Linked DNA regions of Homo sapiens: region 1 is linked to region 2. Evidence: chromatin loops called from intact Hi-C (ENCODE). Cell type or tissue: endothelial cell of umbilical vein. All regions are shown on one strand. Each heading gives the region's core, and the rest is flanking DNA. Links, peaks and the distances in the headings are about the cores only.

The links. Hi-C counts contacts between places; a loop is a spot of excess contacts. Peaks named below come from ENCODE experiments on the same cell type or tissue, not always from the same donor. Only the 100,000 strongest peaks of a DNase experiment are listed, where the experiment ranks them.
Region 1: it touches region 2 in a loop (5-fold over the local background); 1 of 110 quality-filtered maps calls a loop at or near these places.

The regions. Positions count from the first base shown.
Region 1 is chr2:46,351,550-46,354,458 of GRCh38, reverse strand. All of the region lies in intron 2 of EPAS1 (endothelial PAS domain protein 1), which reads right to left. Among named protein-coding and RNA genes, the nearest start is that of LINC01820, 41 kb to the left of the region's middle. RefSeq lists an enhancer at 2,355-2,649. In endothelial cell of umbilical vein, for the core only: a CTCF peak has its summit at 1,539 (motif pointing right); DNase peaks (open chromatin) are centred at 1,598 and 2,518; H3K27ac peaks cover 1,644 bases.
Region 2 is chr2:46,274,358-46,277,266 of GRCh38, reverse strand. The region is part of intron 2 of LOC101926974 (a long non-coding RNA gene); the gene reads right to left. Among named protein-coding and RNA genes, the nearest start is that of EPAS1, 22 kb to the left of the region's middle. In endothelial cell of umbilical vein, for the core only: no CTCF peak of the experiment used is centred there; a DNase peak (open chromatin) is centred at 1,116; H3K27ac peaks cover 2,500 bases.

The DNA of each region.
Region 1 (2,909 bases), core at 317-2,816, 77 kb before region 2:
GACTTTATTTCAGCCCTCTTCTCCTAGTTCATTATTTAACTCCAAAGACATTTACTTATGAAAATTTGTATTTATCCAGTGCAAACATCAATCAAAATATGCCTCACTTGATTTACAGAACAAGTGGATGAGAGTAATATGTCAGTTGCAAACATTAACATTCACTGAACTAAAAGGAGTCTTCCAAATGGAGACTATTCTAAGGAATGTAGAATGCAATTCAATTTATGGGCCACTTGGCCAGGGACACATCAATGCTGTGAAATGTCGTTCAAGGGCCTTTCTGCAAGGGAACTGGGTTTCTCTTTTATCTTTTTCCTGGAGCCTCTAAATTTAAGCTTTGGGTTACCTGCTGTTATTCCTCAAGAAGAACAAATCCACATTACAAGATCTTCCTACCAAGAGGCTTCAGTGAAGGCAAAGGGGACCAGCTATCTTTCAGGACACAGGATCAGAGAACACGCCAGAGTCACAGATGCCTTTTGCAGAGGATCACAGTGGGTCCTGTCCGGGGATGGGCAAGGCTTCAGAGCCAAGAGTTGGGTTGTACAGAGTAATGCCCCGGTGGCTTTCCCTCTGTTCTGCTAAAATGGTGAAACAAGGGAAATTCTTTCCTCTGCACACCCTGGTTCAGGCGGCTAGCCTGGAGAGGGGAGAACCACAGGTCATGGGAATGACCTTACACCATACACATACGCACACCTGATCCCTGCTTGGGGTTTCTGCTGATACACCTGTTCTCTGCCAGCTCATCAGCCCGCTGAAGCGATGATGCAATGTCCCAGGTGTGGGCGATGCCACTGTGAATGTTAGCTTTCCCAGCTAAAATCTTCATTTGAACAGGGGCTTTAGGGGAGAAAATGACTTAACTCAGTGCTTTCAAATTTGAGTATGCATCAGAATCATCTATAGGCCAGGCTGAAAGAAACATTTCTGAGACCAGCACTGCTACATAATTTGCGTGGCCCAGTGCAAAATAAAAATGTGAGACCTCTCATTGGAAAAATTAAACCAAGCCTGAGAACTTTCTAAGTGTGGCGCCCTCTAAGACTGCCTGTGCTGCACGCCCATGAAGCTGGCCCTGGACGGGCCCCTGCTGGGTTCCTGGTTCAGTAGAACTGAGAATCTGTTTTTCTAAAAAGTTCCCAGGTGACGCTGACCCTGCTACTCATAGGACCACATGCTGAGAGCTATGGCCTCAACTCAAAGATCCTACGAGTGACCTTAATTACCCTGTGCTGGCAGGTGGTGACTTATTTTGGAGATGAGTGAGGAGAGGTTTTCAGCGCCACTTCAATCACACCAGATAGGTGACCACCTTCTGTAGATACACAGAGGCCAACCCTGTGGTTTCTAGCCAACCGAGAAGATATTTTCTCTTCAATTTCTTTGATCTCAGTGGTAACGCTGACTTCAAAATCTGAAGTAATCCCAAGACAACCCTATTTGGGTTAACTAGTCCCAGAGGAAATAGTCCTGCTTAAAATTTCCTGTTTTTAACAGTTCCAACACAGCCAAACTGGTTTCCACCCATGCCCAGTGCATTTGCTTCCAGGAGGTGGCGAAATCGGCTACAGCAGCATCGGGTCAGCTGGCCTCCGGGAGGGAGAGGGGCAATCTAGGGCCACGAAGGGTAACAGAATGTCTTGGGACTGCGGTCACAATGGCTGGAGGACCAGGAAGCCAGCAGGTTGGCCCCAGGGACCCTGTGACGGCAGGGCCGGGACAGGGTCTCTTCCCTCTGTGGAACTAGTTGCCCTCACAGCACCTGCTTGTTCTCCTGGGAGCTTCTGAAGGAACCTGGCCAGGTCACTCCCAGCTTGGAGCTGAGAGTGAAAACTGGGGAGCCAGGAGGTAGCCCCTCACCGTGGAGGCTCATGTCACAAATCTGCTGAAGACCCTTCTGCCTCTTCCCCTATGAACATCGTGTCTTCCCTGACGTACCATTAATATCCTACTCAGTGTTACGGACATGGGAAAATGCACGCGCTCCCTACACCATTATTAAGTTTCTACTGTGTTCATGTCTGCTTTATGCTAGGCACAAGGTAATCTGTCCAGAAGTGTCACTTACTGTGTGCTCAGTCCTGTCTTAAGGAGAATCAGGGATACTGAAAGGTGTAAGGGCAGTTCCTTCCCTCGGAATCGACAGACTGGTGGGGAAGACAGATAAACTGCTGTAAGGTGATGCCACAATCCAGCATCAACTCTTGGTCAGAACAAAGTGAGGAGCCCAGAGTAGGTGCTCAATAAGCCACCAAGTGGGTCTGTAAATCATCCTGGGCTCCAGATCTCAGTTACTTGCTTCCGAGGACCCTTCAGGGTCTGACCCCAAAGACGAGAGATGGCTCATTAAAACCAGAGGTGCTCTGCTGAGAAAGTGCATGCCCGTCCTGGGGAGCATAACAAGATTCTTTAATGCTAAAAATAGCCCCGGTAAACAGGCTTTGATGACTCCCCACAGCCAGGATATGCGCGGGCTGAGGTTTTGGAGCACTTTTTCCGGAGCAACGCTCATTTCCTTCAGGCAGCACCGCCCATGTGGGGTGGGACTTCCTGGGCAGCAGGGGCTGTGCATTGGGAGAGAGCAGGCAGAGTGGCAGAGCAGAGGCTCCTGAGTGGTCTCAGAGACCAGGCTGCCCCACGGTGCTGCTGGTCAGAATGCTGGCTGCACTTTTATTCCACCAAGGTCGCTTTGCCTCTTGTTTCCTACTCCGAGAAGTTCCAGGACTGCTCTGACTGTTCTTAAAGCCATTCTGATGGGGTCTTCCTGGTTCAGATGTGCTTGGCAGTTACCACTTTGTGACCACCACAGGGGCCTTCCTTCTAAGGCTCTGCCTAAACTGATTCCTCCCCTCCACCTGACCCACAGCCTGGCCCCTCAAACCCCGCCCTCCCGGATGTGCAGA
Region 2 (2,909 bases), core at 97-2,596:
GGGCTGGAATGTTCAGAGGGAAATGAAAAAAGTCTTCACAGAGGGTGATGTTGAACAGAGTCTTAAAGGGAGAGTAAGGGCTTCTCGGGTAAATGCAGGTAGGAGCAAAGTACATTTATTACATTCCAGGAGATGCTCTGAGCCAAGGCCTAAATAAAGCATCATGGTGCACCTAGAGAACCAGAAGTCACGGGTCAAGCTTCAGGGGAGAAAGTAGAAACGGGTGGGAAATGGAACTGGAGTGATACACGAGGTCCAGATAATGAGGATACCTGTGGGTGTCCCAAGGTGTATAAATTTTATCCTGCAGATCATAGTAGCCATTGGAGCTCAGATGTGGCCACTCACTGTGGGCCCTGCCTTAGGGAAATTTTACATTTTTTCCTCTAGGGGAGCTTAGAGAGTCCAGATGAGGCTCAAGTGTCTGAGGGAGGAAACCATCTCTGCATAAATCACATTCTACCAGGCAGGCTCCCATATCAGGGTTTTTCATGCTCTGTTTCTTCTACCTAGAATGCTCTTCCCCCAGAGACCTAATTTGGCAACTCTCTCCCCACTCCCCCCTCTATTATTAATTTCCCCGACCCTGCTGTCCTCTTTCTTTTTTTCTTTCCATAGCACTTAACATCTACAGTAGAATATGCTCACTTCTTATGTCTATTACTCATTGTGTCTGCTGGAATGTGACTCCAGGGGAGCAAAGACCTTTATATATTTTGTTCCCCAGCTGTTTCCCCTACACCTACAACTGTGCCTGGCACAGGTAGAGGCTCAATGACTATCTGTGGAACAAATGAATGAAGGAAGAAACCGTCTTTGTAATTCCAGTGCCCAGCACAGAGCTGTAAGACGTATGCATGTGTGCAAGAAATGCTACCATCATTAGGGCACCAACAAATGAGTGCCCTCGGGCTTCCCTGCAAACCCCAAGGCCTAGTTGGGCCCCCCAGAGTGGCGCGGGTTCCCCTTACTCCCTGCCGCCCAGCGGGGCACTTGGCACGGCCTGGGGCGAACGTGCCACTCGGAGAATAAAGCGCTTCCTCCGCAGGGCGGCCCTGCCAGGCTGCCGGGGTCTTGCGTCCCGGAAACGCCTCCCCCCAGCCAGCCAGGGGAAGCCTGGGCGGAGCTTTCTAGGAAGCAGCCCTAGCCTGCCTGGCCTTCTCCCGCCTGGAGGAGAGAGAGCTTGAGGTCACAAGGCCCTACTGGCTGCTGGGCACGAGCCCAGGGAGCGGGTCACCTCATTGCTGAGTGACAGGTCTCTCCTGGACCCCAAAGTCCCTCTAAACAGGGCCCCAAGCACTGAAAATATCCCAGTGTCCCAGTACCTATTCATAATTTTATAATTACATTATATTTATTTATATAAAAAGAAAGAGACACAAACAGATATGTAAGAGTAGGATTGGGGCAAGAATACAAGGACACTTAGCTCTATCTGAAATGTTTATTTATTGCAAAATAAAGTGATTAGAAGCAAATGGGAGAAAGAAGGCTTGTTTTAGGTGGTGAAAATATGGATGCTGGTTATATTGTTCTTTTCACTTTTCTGTAACTTTAAAACACTTCAAGGAAAAATAAAGGAAACATAAGGAAGAACAACAAGATTCATATATTTTTTTCTGTGATGACTACTTGGAGCTTTGCTGAATTAATGAATACCCTGGATCCAGCCTTGGTGTTGCTGTATAACTAGTCAGTAGACCAAGGCACCATGGCAGTGTGGTGGGGCAGAGCTTTGCAGAATGAGGGGTCAGGGAGCATGGATGGGGTGGGAGTGGGGACAAAGGCACTTTATAAGTGTCTCTCAAGGCTTACCATGCAGAGAGCCACTTGCTCTTCCCACATAAAGGGTCTGCCTTTCTTCCTTGGCCTCCTGCATGTTTTATTTTTTGCCTCTGACCTAGACCTCAATTGTTGCCACATGAATTAGATGGTGGAGAAGTTGGATGAACAGAAAAGAAGAAAACTTGAGAGGTGGTCTCTGGCAGTAGTGGTTCAGCCAATGTCACCTCCTGGTAATTTGGGTCTCTACCTGTCACTACAATCTCCGAGTGCAGGACTTTTGAGAATGCTCATAGACTCATAAGATACAGTGAAGCCCAGCATACCTCTGCCCCCAGGCCATCGCTAAGTAGCACCTTCCAGATCCCAGGAAAACACATGAAGATTTGTCAGATTGCTGTTTATCCAGAATTCAATGAAAGTACAAACCATAGGAATTTTTGCCTGCTTTTGAGAGGAGACAAAGGAGCAAATTTTCTTTCTTTTTTATAATGTTCAGGGCATCTCATAAGGTTGGTGTAGACTCAGCCCCATCTCTTTAACCTCCATGAAATTAAGGACTCGTGGGTGGTATCCTAGCCAGTCCTGCTGCTGTAACAAAATACCCTAGACTCGGTGGTTTAAGTCAAAGACATTTATTTCTCACAGTTCTGGAGGCTGGGAAGCTCTGGTATCTCATCCTCTTTTTATAAGGGCACTAACCTCATCATGGACACTCCACCCACATGACCTCATCGAAACCTCATCACCTCCCAAAGGTCCTGCTCCTTAACACCATCACATTGAGGGTTACGGCTTCAACATATACATTTTGGGGGAATACAGTCCATAACAGGTGGGAATGTCTTGGAAACCAGCCCTCATGGGAGACATAAACACTCCCTCTATGCATCCTGGCTGATGCATATACAGTCTTTCTTTGAATGTCCCCAAGGCAGCCAGCTCCCTCCCTCCATGTATTGGACATGGTTCTGCTCCCTGGGAGAGACCAAATTTGTCTGGCCCTTCCTGTATTTGTAGACTGAGTCAACCTTTCTCTAGACTAAATGCACTAGCTCTTCCCATAAGCTTCCTACTCTTTTAGTGGACAGATCTGTGCAATGGGAATGATAGTTCCAAGAGTACTC